2 separate regions of the Mus musculus genome follow, and region 1 is linked to region 2. A link is a contact called in ENCODE POLR2A ChIA-PET data. All regions are on one chromosome and are shown on one strand. The core of a region is the stretch at or near the end of the contact, and the rest is flanking DNA. Distances in the headings are between cores, read along the strand shown.

Evidence for each region. ChIA-PET counts read pairs that join two places held with the same protein, here RNA polymerase II (POLR2A).
Region 1: POLR2A ChIA-PET joins it to region 2 with 22 read pairs in embryonic stem cell. The contact joins the promoter of Mog here to the promoter of 2410137M14Rik in region 2. POLR2A ChIA-PET finds 5 or more read pairs at or near these places in 5 of 5 experiments (Patski and embryonic stem cell).

The regions. Positions count from the first base shown.
Region 1 is chr17:37,020,197-37,025,986 of GRCm38, reverse strand. It overlaps Mog (myelin oligodendrocyte glycoprotein), which reads left to right and starts at 2,589. Exons shown (of 8, transcript NM_010814.2): 1 at 2,589-2,875; 2 at 5,269-5,616. The coding sequence starts at 2,788.
Region 2 is chr17:36,979,685-36,985,617 of GRCm38, reverse strand. It overlaps 2410137M14Rik (RIKEN cDNA 2410137M14 gene), which reads left to right and starts at 4,381. Exons shown (of 4, transcript NM_029747.3): 1 at 4,381-4,478. The coding sequence starts at 4,476. It also overlaps the pseudogene H2-M4-ps and a transcript of H2-M5 not described here.

The DNA of each region.
Region 1 (5,790 bases), core at 1,340-3,839, 42 kb before region 2:
TTTCAAGACAGGGTTTTTCTGTATGTCCCTGGCTGTCCTAGAACTCACTTTGTAGACCAGGCTGGCCTCAAACTCAGAAATCTGCCTGCCTCTGCCTCCCAAGTGCTGGGATTAAAGGCATGCACCACCACGCCTGGCTGTCTTTGTGTCTTTTATTTGGAGGTCAGCTTCAAGACCCTCCATTCTTGCTAACTGTGAATTGGAAAAAGGTGACACTCTGACCTGCCAGGTATGGTGGGGTATCTCGGTAATCTCAGCATTTGGGAAGCAAAGGCAGTAGGATCAGGAGACCAAGGTTTTTCTCAGCTATATATCGAGTTTCAGGACAGCCTGGACTATTTGACACTCTATAATCATAACAACATCAACAAAAAGTCACAGTTTGTTACCTAAAAGGAAGTGCAGAATGGGAGAGTCAATGCTTTCTACCATGTGCTTGTTTCTCAAACACTCATTTGATAGGAATTGCATCAGGCTGGTTCATGTCAGCATTATTATTTTCCCAGCAAACCTATGAGGCTTCTCGCTAAATGGGGATAGCCTGGACCTTTCATCTATCAGTCACTGAATCCCAGTAGACTCTTCAGATTCATTCAAACACACCAGTATGATTCAGGCAAAGTAAACTTCATAGGCATGTGGTCAGGGCAGTTGTTCAAGGTTTCATTGCTAGGTAGCTGTTAGCAGATTGAAGATATTAAAACTGGACCCCTCCTTCATGATCAACATCTTATATAATACCAAGGAGTGGGAACTTCAGGACTCTAATTATTGGTCAGAGGATTGCTTTCTGAGCCATTTCTGTCCCTGGGAGGAGATTGGACATTGTACACAACCCAGGAGATCACTAATGGATCTCTCTCTTACCCTGCTCCTGGAAGCCCTAAACACTTTAAGATTGTTTTATTTTATTAATTAAGCACAGCACATACCATGTTGTTAAATAGTTATTAGCTTAAATTAACTAGATACATTTTTCTGTTTCAGCCTGTCAGATTATTTTTTAATGGAAGCGACCTAAATATTGTGGAATGCCTAATTAGATAAATACGAAAAGTTTGAACGAGATACTGTATGTTTGTGTAAAATAGCAAGGATGTTATTTGAGTCCTGATAAGGAAAGATCAACAAGATAAATTTTTAAAAAAACAGAAATGCAAATTAAAATGACTTTGAGATTCTATTTCACCCCAGTCAGACTGGCTAATATACAGACCAAAATAACATTAAATGCTATCTCAGATATAAGAAAGAGGCACTCACACAGAATTAATATTAATAACAACAAACAACCCAACCCAATTCCATGTTTAAAAAAATAAAACAGGCCACACCTGGCATAATGGCCTAGGCCTATAAGCCTAGTACTTGGAAGACTAACACAGGAGGATCCTGGCTTACAAGCCAGGTAGGATCCTGTTTCAAAACAAAAAGGTCCTATTTTCATTATAGATATCACTTTCAGCTGTGAACAACGCCAAGGCAGGACCTGCATCTGCATGCTGCTTCTGTTCCTGAAGCTGTCCCCATGTTGACTGACAATTGCTGCTTCTCTTTCTCATTAGTACTGCTTCTCTGGGCACAAATGACGGTCAGCTCCTACTGTCTACCTTGTGACTTTCTCAATATAATCTTTGATAGCCGGGCATAGTGGCTCACACCTGAAATCCCAGCACTATAAAGGCAGAGACAGGAGGCTCCCTGAAAAGTTGAGGCCAGCCTGGGCTACATAGTGAGTTCCAGGTCACAGAGTAAGACCTACTCTCCAAACCAAATGAACCAAATGAATACAAACCCACCAACTTTCACCAACGAAAACTCATATCCATCCTTTGTCAGCAAAATAGAAGAGGCTGGGCATGGAGGTGCAGGTTTTTAGTCCCAGCACTCACAGAGGCAGGTGAATCTCTGTGAGTTCAAGTCCACCCTGGTCTACATGTCAAGTTCCAGGGCAGCCAACCGTAGGAAAACCTTGTCTCAGAGTTGGGGTAGGGGAGGAGGAAGAGAAGACTAGGTTAGGGTATGACGATTATAGGTGGTCTCATCACCTAGTAGTCGGGATATAAAGCCTGGAGGATCCATAGTTAAAGGTGGTCCTGTGCTATATTAGTTTGTGACCAGGATGGTATATACAAGACCACACACAAACAAAATAGACACAGCAAGTCAAGGCTGAATGCTTTCTATTTTTTAATCACTCTCCCCTAGATAGTTTTTGGTGACAATAAGAGTTAAACAAAGTCGAGCGTGGTGGCTCACACCTTTAACCCCAGCACTCAGGAGGCAGAGGCAGGCAGATTTCTGAGTTCAAGGCCAGCCTGGTCTACAAAGTGAGTTCCAGGACAGCCAGGGCTATACAGAGAAACCTTGTCTCGAAACAAACAAACAAAAAAGAGTTAAACAAGCCTTATAGACTTTACAAACAAGTCCCTCTGATTATCACTGACTAACCACTACATGCCCTTCCCAAGACTGGATCCATGGAGGGGAAAAGAGAAATGCCCAGTACCAGGCAGCCACTGCTCCAGTGCTGTGAGGGGTTGGGTCGGAAAGCAAACCCTGGTCATCAATGGATCTGTAGTCCTTTTGTACAAATATCTGGCAAGGGTGACGTGGGGCCATTCCTCAGGGCACAGCTGTGGTAATGCTTACATGGAGGTTGGGCTTGGGCAGTAGTGCCCTCCCAGATTCTCCCTTCGGGCTTCTTGGAGGAAGGGACATGCAGCCGGAGGACCTCAGCTTGGCCTGACCCTGCTGTTAGGGACTCTGTCCCCGGTAACCATAAAGATGGCCTGTTTGTGGAGCTTCTCTTGGCCCAGCTGCTTCCTCTCCCTTCTCCTCCTCCTTCTCCTCCAGTTGTCATGCAGCTATGCAGGTAAGCATGCTCATTCCACCCCTGCAGAGACCTAGGAGCAGAAAGGGAGTGTCCTTGGCTAACCTCTTTTAATCATCCTCAAATGGCTATACAAACTTCCTGTTTATGCTTGGGTCTGTTGGCATAGTCTCTCTCCTTAAAGGCCTTCCTGACTTCTTGGGGGGGGGGGGCGGGTAAACCCAAACCTTTCCCTATTCATATGGTACTGGGAATTAAACTCAGGGCCTGGTGCAAGCTAAGTTCACAATTCACAACTAAGCTCTATCTGTAGCCCTAGTTTCGTTTCCTTTTTTCATCGTTCAAAAGAGGACACTAACTTCTTGGAGTTACCGTCAGAGTTAAGTGAGAGTATTTTTGTACTTTGCACATTAAGGCAATGCCTGTTTGTAGCAGATCTCAATAAATGTTTGTTGAGGGTCAGTGAGGTGGCTCAGTGGGCAAATGTGCTTGTCTCTAAGCCTGAATGCTAAAATGAAACAACACAAATAAAATAATATATTTAAAAACAAAAACAAAAACAAGTTGAGTTATAGCATCGAGTTATGTTTGAGAACTTGCTCTGCAGAATAAGGCAGAGATACAGGAGCCTGTTGTCCAACTAAAAGAAGAAATAAAGAAACCGCCCTAGTCCAGGCATCCTCTGTGGGCATCCTGGTATAAGGAAGAGCCCAGTTTGCTAGTAGCTGATTCTCACTGGGGAGATGTCCAGAGAAGTTTCCAGAGCTAGCATAAGGCTGAAGATACAAATGAAAAGAAGAGAATTAATACATAGGGGTTAGAGAGATGGCTTTGTGGTAAAGAGTATTACTTCTCTTATGGGAAACTGGAGTTTGATTACCGGCACCCACATCCATGGGGTGACTCCCAACAACCTAGAGCGCTGGGAAGCACTTAGAAGTAGTGGGCCACATGACAAGGAGGCAAGCATCTGAGCTGAGGAGTCAGAGATGAACATAGCTGGTAGAAAAGTGGAAGCCATTGTCAGATGATTTCATGGTGGAGCATTCTGTCCTAGACATTCAGAACATATCTTTTTTTTTTTTTTTTTTTTTTGGTTTTTCGAGACAGGATTTTTCTTTATAGCCCTGGCTGTCCTGGGACTCACTTTGTAGACCAGGCTGGCCTTGAACTCAGAAATCTGCCTGCCTCTGCCTCCCAAGTGCTGGGATTAAAGGCGTGCTCCACCACGCCCGGCTCAGAACATATCTTTTCCTAGAGACTGCTTACTTCATATTAGCTTAAAGTAAAAAAAAAAAAAAAAAGCCCTACTGAGGGTTCATGAATTCCATGTGATATTCCCAAACCTGGCCTGGTGGTGAACCCTTACTTATAATTGTAGCATTTGTGGGATGGAAGCAGAAGGACCAGAAATTCAAGTCAGTCTCAGCTACATGGAAGATTAAGGCCTGCTTGAACTATAAGCATGTCTTAAAAAAAAAAAAAATCAAATAATGAGGAGAGGTATTGAAGAGATGATTCAGCAGTTAAGTATGCTCGCTGCTCTTGCAGAAGATCCAAGGTAGGGGTCTCAGTACCATCATTTATGGGGTAGCTCACAGCTACCTGTAACCCCAACTCCAAGGGATCTCACAGCCTCTTATGGGTTCCAAGAGTAGCTGCACAAAGGTGACATAGAGTCACCCACTCTGATACAGAGGCAAAACCTTTACCAAAAAAATTGAGTGTCCTAAGCTAAGCACAGTGGCACATGCTCATAATTCCAGCACTTAAAAAGGCGAGACAGGAGGATTGCTATGAGTGCAAGACCAATCTGCACTACAGAGCAAGATCCTTTCTCAAAATTAATAAATAGGGGCTCAAGAGATGACTCCGTGGTAAAGAGTATATACTTCACTTACAAAGGACTGGAGATGGGGGGGGGGGGGGAGGTGACAAATGCCTCTGGCCTCTGAAGTCACCTGCACTCATGTGTGTACTGATACACACACACACACACACACACACACACACACACACTTTAAAATAAAACAAACCACTGAGTGTGGTGGTATACAGCTTTGATCCTAGCACTTGGGAGGCAAAGGCAGGCAGATCTCTGTGAGTTCTAGCCCAGCCAGGGCTACACAGTGAGATCCTGTCTCAAAAATAAAATAAAAATGAAAAATGTTTCCTTCCTCACCCTTTTTGGGGGGGGGAGGGGGGAAAGGGTTTCTCTGAATAGCCCTGGCTGTCCTGGAACTCATTTTGTAGACCAGGCTGGCCTCGAACTCAGAAGTCCGCCTGCCTCTGCCTCCCAAGTGCTGGGATTAAAGTTGTGCGCCACCACCGCCCGGCCCTCTCACCCTTTTTGAAGCAGCCTTCTTATGATGGATGAATTTGTCACATCTGATACTTGTTGTTGTTATTTTTTCCCACTCTTGTGTCTTGGACAGGACAATTCAGAGTGATAGGACCAGGGTATCCCATCCGGGCTTTAGTTGGGGATGAAGCAGAGCTGCCGTGCCGCATCTCTCCTGGGAAAAATGCCACGGGCATGGAGGTGGGTTGGTACCGTTCTCCCTTCTCAAGAGTGGTTCACCTCTACCGAAATGGCAAGGACCAAGATGCAGAGCAAGCACCTGAATACCGGGGACGCACAGAGCTTCTGAAAGAGACTATCAGTGAGGGAAAGGTTACCCTTAGGATTCAGAACGTGAGATTCTCAGATGAAGGAGGCTACACCTGCTTCTTCAGAGACCACTCTTACCAAGAAGAGGCAGCAATGGAGTTGAAAGTGGAAGGTGAGTCCTCCAAGGTCAAATGACCTGTAGGATAGTTGACCTCCCTTCATCCTTCGGCTGAGATAAGGTTTTTCTACCCAAACTTGTCACTTCTGAGATCAAATCCAAAGGAACAGACACGTCAGTAAACAGGGATGCCTATGTTATGGCTGTTGGTTATTTTGTTATTTGAAT
Region 2 (5,933 bases), core at 3,132-5,631:
CTTGAACTCAGAAATCACCTGCCTCTGCCTCCCGAGTGCTGGGATTAAAGGCGTGCGCCACCACTGCTGGGCTTTAAGTTATTATTTATGTGTATGTGTGAGTATATGTATCTGTACTGCCTGCATGAAGGAGACTTCAGAAGTCAGAAAACGTGTGGGTCCCCTAGAACTGGAGCTAGAGATAATTGTGAGCCACAGTGTAGGTGCTAGGAACTGAACCCTGGTCGGCTACAATAGCAGCTAGTGGTCTCAACCACTAAGCCATATCTCTAGCCAGTTCTTTTTATAAAGTTTTGCTTACTTATTTGAATTTGTGCACATGTGATTTGTGCATGTATCTTTGCCTGCTTGAGTGTATGTGCACCATCCCATGGAGGCCAGAACTGAAGTTACAGGCAGTTGTGAGCCACCATGTTGATGAGAGGAACTGAACCTTCCTTGGTCCTTGGAAAAACCAACAAATGTTGTTAACTACTTAACCATCCTCTACCCTTCCCCCATCTTTATTTTGGCAGGGTCTCACACTGTACCCTAGACTGGGCTGGAACTCACTGTGTAGCTGTGAATGCTAATCTTCATTGTCAGATTGACTGGATCTCAAATCTCACAGGAAATGTCTGTGAAGGTGTTTTCCAGAGACTAACCAAAGGAGGGGAGAGCTGCACTGTGGGGGGAGCTGCACTGAATGATTTGGGGGCCCAGATTGAAGACATGGGAGGGAGAGGAGGAAGCCAGATGAGGGGCAGCATCCCCACACTCTGCCCCACACTTTGGAACTGGAATTGCTTGTGAGCCACAGCCTGGGTGGTGAGAATCAAACCAAGATGCTCTTAACCTGGGCCAACTTTCTAGCCCCTGCATTTACATTTCTATAAGCCCGCTTCAAAAGCATCATGAAATGCTACTGTAACCTCCTCAATATCTGCATCTATTCTGTGACCCTCATCTATACATATATTTACAGTGTGATATGTCATATTTGAGAGAATATTAGTAATTAAGATTGGAATAAATGGATATGGGTTTGCTTCAATTAGATTACCAAGGAAAGCAATATTACCTGCCAAATTCTCACCATGGAAACTGAATTCACTTATTGAATTTATTGTAATTCAATTGTGACATTTTGGAAACATACAAGCTTGATCATTTTTCTTTCTGTTTGTGCTGTTTGGTTTGGTTTTTTGAAACACTGTTTCTCGGTGTAGCCCTGGCTGTCGTGGAACTCACTCAGTAGGTCAGGCTGGCATGTACCACTATTGCCCAGCCTCATCTATGTTTCTTTGGTTGAGAAAGAGTATCATGTAACCCAGGCTGGCCTCAAACTCATGGCAAACCTCCTTTCTTAGCCTAACCTCCCACATGCTTGTTCTTCAGTGATGAGCTAAATTTTAAGTATATTTTTAAAATATTACATTAATTCTGAAAAAATTTTTATGTGGATGTGGGGAGAAGATCAAGTTGTGTGATTCTGATCGAAGGTTCCGTCAGGAAAACAGTTTTAATGTGCATTCCATAGACCCAGACAAACTCTTTCTCATAAAGAAATCAAACAGTACAACAGAGTTTTTAATACGGTTTTTTGCTTCTTTGTTTCCCATTTGTGGTAACTTATACTTTTATTGGTTTCCTTAAAACTAAAAGTAGGCCATCACTGGGGAAGAGAGGCCCCTTGGTATTGCAAACTTTATATGCCCCAGTACAGTGGAATGCCAGGGCCAGAAGCAGGAGTGGGTAGGTAGGGGGGCAGGGCAGGGGGAGGGTATAGTGAACTTTCGGGATAGCATTTGAAATGTATATAAAGAAAATACCTAATAAAAAATTTTTTTAAAGAAGTGTTAAGTGAGACTGGAAAAAAAAAAAAACAAAAAAACAAAAAAATCCAAAAAACCCAAAAAACTAAAAGTAGGCCGTTAGAGATGGCCCAGGAGCTAGAGAGATGGTTCAGCATTTAGGAACCTGCTGTTCTTCCACATGGTGACTCACAACCCTCTGTAATACCAGTCCCCGGGGGTCTGATGGTCTCTGTGGGCACTTCGTTCATGTGGTACACACACATCCATGCAGGTAAAGCACATAAAAATATAATAAAGATGGTTTGCTTATGGAGGGAGGGAAGGCTGCTCAGTGGATATAACAGAGCCTCTGTAAGCATTTTGACAGAGACAAAATTACATGACAGTTTCTGTTCTTCAAGGTCTCTCAGGAGACTCATTGAGCAGGAAGAGTTTACAGGAGAAATGAGGTCAAGTTTATTCAAAGACCTTTCATGAATCCCCTAGAGCTTGGGTTATAGGTGGCTGTTGGATGGAAATAAAAAGGAAAGGAGAGGAAATGGCTGGACCTAGGTATGGCGAGGAAAAAAAAATATTGCAGATAAGAGGGAGAGGACAGCTAGAGGCAGAGACATTTGGGAGAGTCCAGAGTGGCCTTGGTGACTGAGATGGGCCATGTGGGGAGATGGGGAGGAGAAGGGAGAGAAGAGGGAAACCAGGTGTAGCAGCCAGGAGGTCAGAGGTACAAAAGGGAGCAAGTAACTAAAATGCCGAGATTATGGACAGGGAAGAGTCTAAGGGAGTTGGGGGAGGGAAGGGTACTTCAGCCATACCCTGTTGAGGGTAGGTACTCAAGGACAGAAGAATCTGGAGGCCACTCCACTTTGGTATGTTAAACAGGCACCTCTGCCATTTGTCCCAGTTGGAAACTTAACAGCTGTGAGCTGCAAGATTCTGGGAACTGAACTCAACACATGTTTTACTTTTTAGCCCAAGTAAGATTGATGGATGCACCCTGCTTAACATCTGTTTGAAGTCCTCCCTAATCTGTGAGAGCATACAGAGATCCTGAAACAAAAAGGTTGGGACTTCCTGACACATACAGCTCTCTACCAGGGTGCTGCATAAAGGGTTTACTGTGGTAAAGGACTCTAGGTGCAGGAGGAGGGGCTGTGGGTAAATTATCTGGTCTAGGATCTTGCTTTCAAGCAGTCTAAGGATTGAAGTTTCCTTGTGGCCCCAGGGTTCATTTCTCTAGTTTACACACCGTCAGTTCTCAGGAGCTTCTGCCAGTGTTAGGCAGCTAGACAAGCGTCACCTGGCTTAGGGGTTGTTAAGAATGGGCCCGCTCACACACATCCATTTACCAGTTGAGAAGGGTAGGGGTATCAGGGCTTTTGGGTAACTTGACTTTGGTCAAAAGAATGGAAACTAATCTCCACTTCTGACAAGGGTGGAGACTATGCATTCCGATCTGTCCCAGAGATTAGAATATTGCATACCAATGCCCCCTTCCACCTTCTTTGGGAGCTAATCTAACTAGACTTGTTAATCACCTAGCCAGCAGACAACCCCTCTGGAAAGCTGGTCATTTGAAAACATGCAAAGGAAATGGAAGGAATAATAATACCCCAAATGAAATAATGTACTTACTACGTTCCTGAAGTATCCCCCCAGCCCTCCCCCCAAATCCACTTCCTTGTAGATTAACTGCTGAGTCTGTTTGCTTTCCTGATTTATAACTCAAGGGGTTAATCCTTTCTTTTCTCCTTTCTACAGCTGCTTACCCTCCCCCATTGATGACCCTTAGCCCCTGCTAAGATTATGGTTTGCTAGTGTTGTTGCCTTCCCTCACCCCTCCCCCTCCCCGCCATCCCGAACTAATGAGGTGAACCTGGAGCGTCCTTCTGACTCTGGCTTGTTATTGGCTTTTCTTTCTTTTCTTTTTAATCAAAAACACTCTAAGAATCCACAAATGGGAAACCTCTTTTCCCCAGTAATGTTTGGACACCCACATGTTCACTTCTGTTGTGTGTGGGAATTTTGTAGAACCACTAAGAGTCATGATCTGCCCCCACACACCCACAACGCTATAAAACTTCATAGACAGGGATCTTGCTCTTCAAGTTCTCCAAACACGGAGGATGGGGTCCGTGGTGCTGCACACCCTCTTTCCATTGCTGGCGACCGCCCTGGTCCCAACTCAGGCCAGCGCGGGTGAGTGCAGGGTGGAAAGTGAAGCCACTTCTGTGGGGAGGAGGGAGGAGGCTGGGCAGCAATAGCTCAGGGAACGCTAAGTCTCAGCGGCTGTCTCCCAACTACACACCCTCTGCCAGGCTCTCTTCTCCAATCCGTGTCTGGAGCCCTGTGTGCTAGTTCTCCTCCCAGCAAGTCCGCTTGTCTCCAGGTCCACCTGGGTTGACCCCCGCACCACCCCTAGGCTCACACTCCCTGCGGTATTTCACCACCACCTTGTACGATCCTGGCTAAGGCAAACCTCGGTTCACCGAGGCTACATGGACAACATACAGATCACGAGCTTCAGCAAAGACTTGGAGAGTCAGTGGGTGGAGCCGTGGGTGCCATTTATAGCTCAGGAACCTGAGCATTTGGAGGAGCTGATGCGCCTCGCCAGGAGGATCTTAATACTCGGTCAAATCGAACTGTGGACCCTGTTCGGCTATCATAGCCAGAGAGAGAATGGTGAGTGATCCTATATGGAAGGCTAGTCTATAGTCTCCGCATATTCTTATGAAATATGTACCTTGGGCTGGTGAAATCTGCAAGTTCCTGCAATCCTGGAGAAGCCTGCAGAAATTTACTGTGGTTTCATTTCAGTTTGAAGTAGGCTTTGACCAATCACGAGCAGGCTGTGTGCAATGAATGGGGCTAACCTGGGACATGGTGCTGACCACTTTGGCCTCAACAGAGTCTCACACTGTCCAGTGACTAATCGGCTGTGACATAGGGCCAGACCATCACCTCCTCCGTGGGTATAAGCACATCACTTATGAAGGCCAGGATTACATCTCTCTGACCGAGAGGACCTGCGCTCCTGGGTTGCAGTGGATACCGAGGAGTCTCAGATCACTAGGTGCAAGCAAGAGGCATCTGGTTTTGTTATATCATGCACATCTTTCTTGGAGGGAAGGTGCGTTGAAGTGGCTTCTCAAATACCTGGATAAAGGGGAGGAGATGCTGCAGCATGCAGGTTTCAGGGGTAGCTTCTATTGGCCCTTGAGCAGACTTTATGCCAGGACCAATTCCTAAGCCACCTATTGTGAAATACTGTCCCCCAGGCTCCACACAAGGCTGTTACTGTTTCAAAATCAGAAAAGCTGTGATTACCCTTACTGGGGATTCTAGCCATTCACACCCTCCTATGTTCCCCAATCACAAGGAATCCTACTAGCCACATCTGGACTTCAGAAATATTAGTGTATATGGGAACTAGAAGGTTAATTGATGGTATGGGTGTAGTGGCTGATGCCTTTAATCCCATCATTGAAGAGGCAGAGGCAGGCAGATGAGTGAGTTGGAGGCCAGCTTTGTCTATATAGTGAACTTCTGGATAGCCAGTATGGTAATGGTGTGTGTGTGTGTGTGTGTGTATTAATTGATTGAATTCATTGGTGGCACACTCCAGTGATCTAGCTTTTGTGAGTTGTCATTCATGCTGGAGTGGGCTTTTCAGTGTTGTAGGTGTTTATGAGTATTAAGTAACGCCTCACTCGTGTCTGTAAGTAACCTTCAATGCATTTATGGGATTGCCAAACTGTGTTGGATGGTAAGGATGGGCTTTGATGGGATCATTCATTTGGTCTGTTGTTGGAGTCCTGTCTGGGGTGAATAGATATCTATCATATCTCTCCGGAGAAAGTAATAAAATACTCTACACCCAAGTGGGGACCCAGCAGGACCAAAATGGGCTTGGGAGGATCAGGTTCACGGTTACTGGGATATAAGACATGAAATTGAAGCCAAACCATCCATGGGAGAAATTACTGATGTGTCTCTGCTTTCTCCATGTGGTGTGGAATGGCAGCGGAGGGTTGCAATGCACTTGGTGTGGATGATTGGACTCACATCTGAGACTGCTCCATCTGAAGGTGTATCGATACCTCGACATGGCATGCTATCTATCACAACAGCAACAGC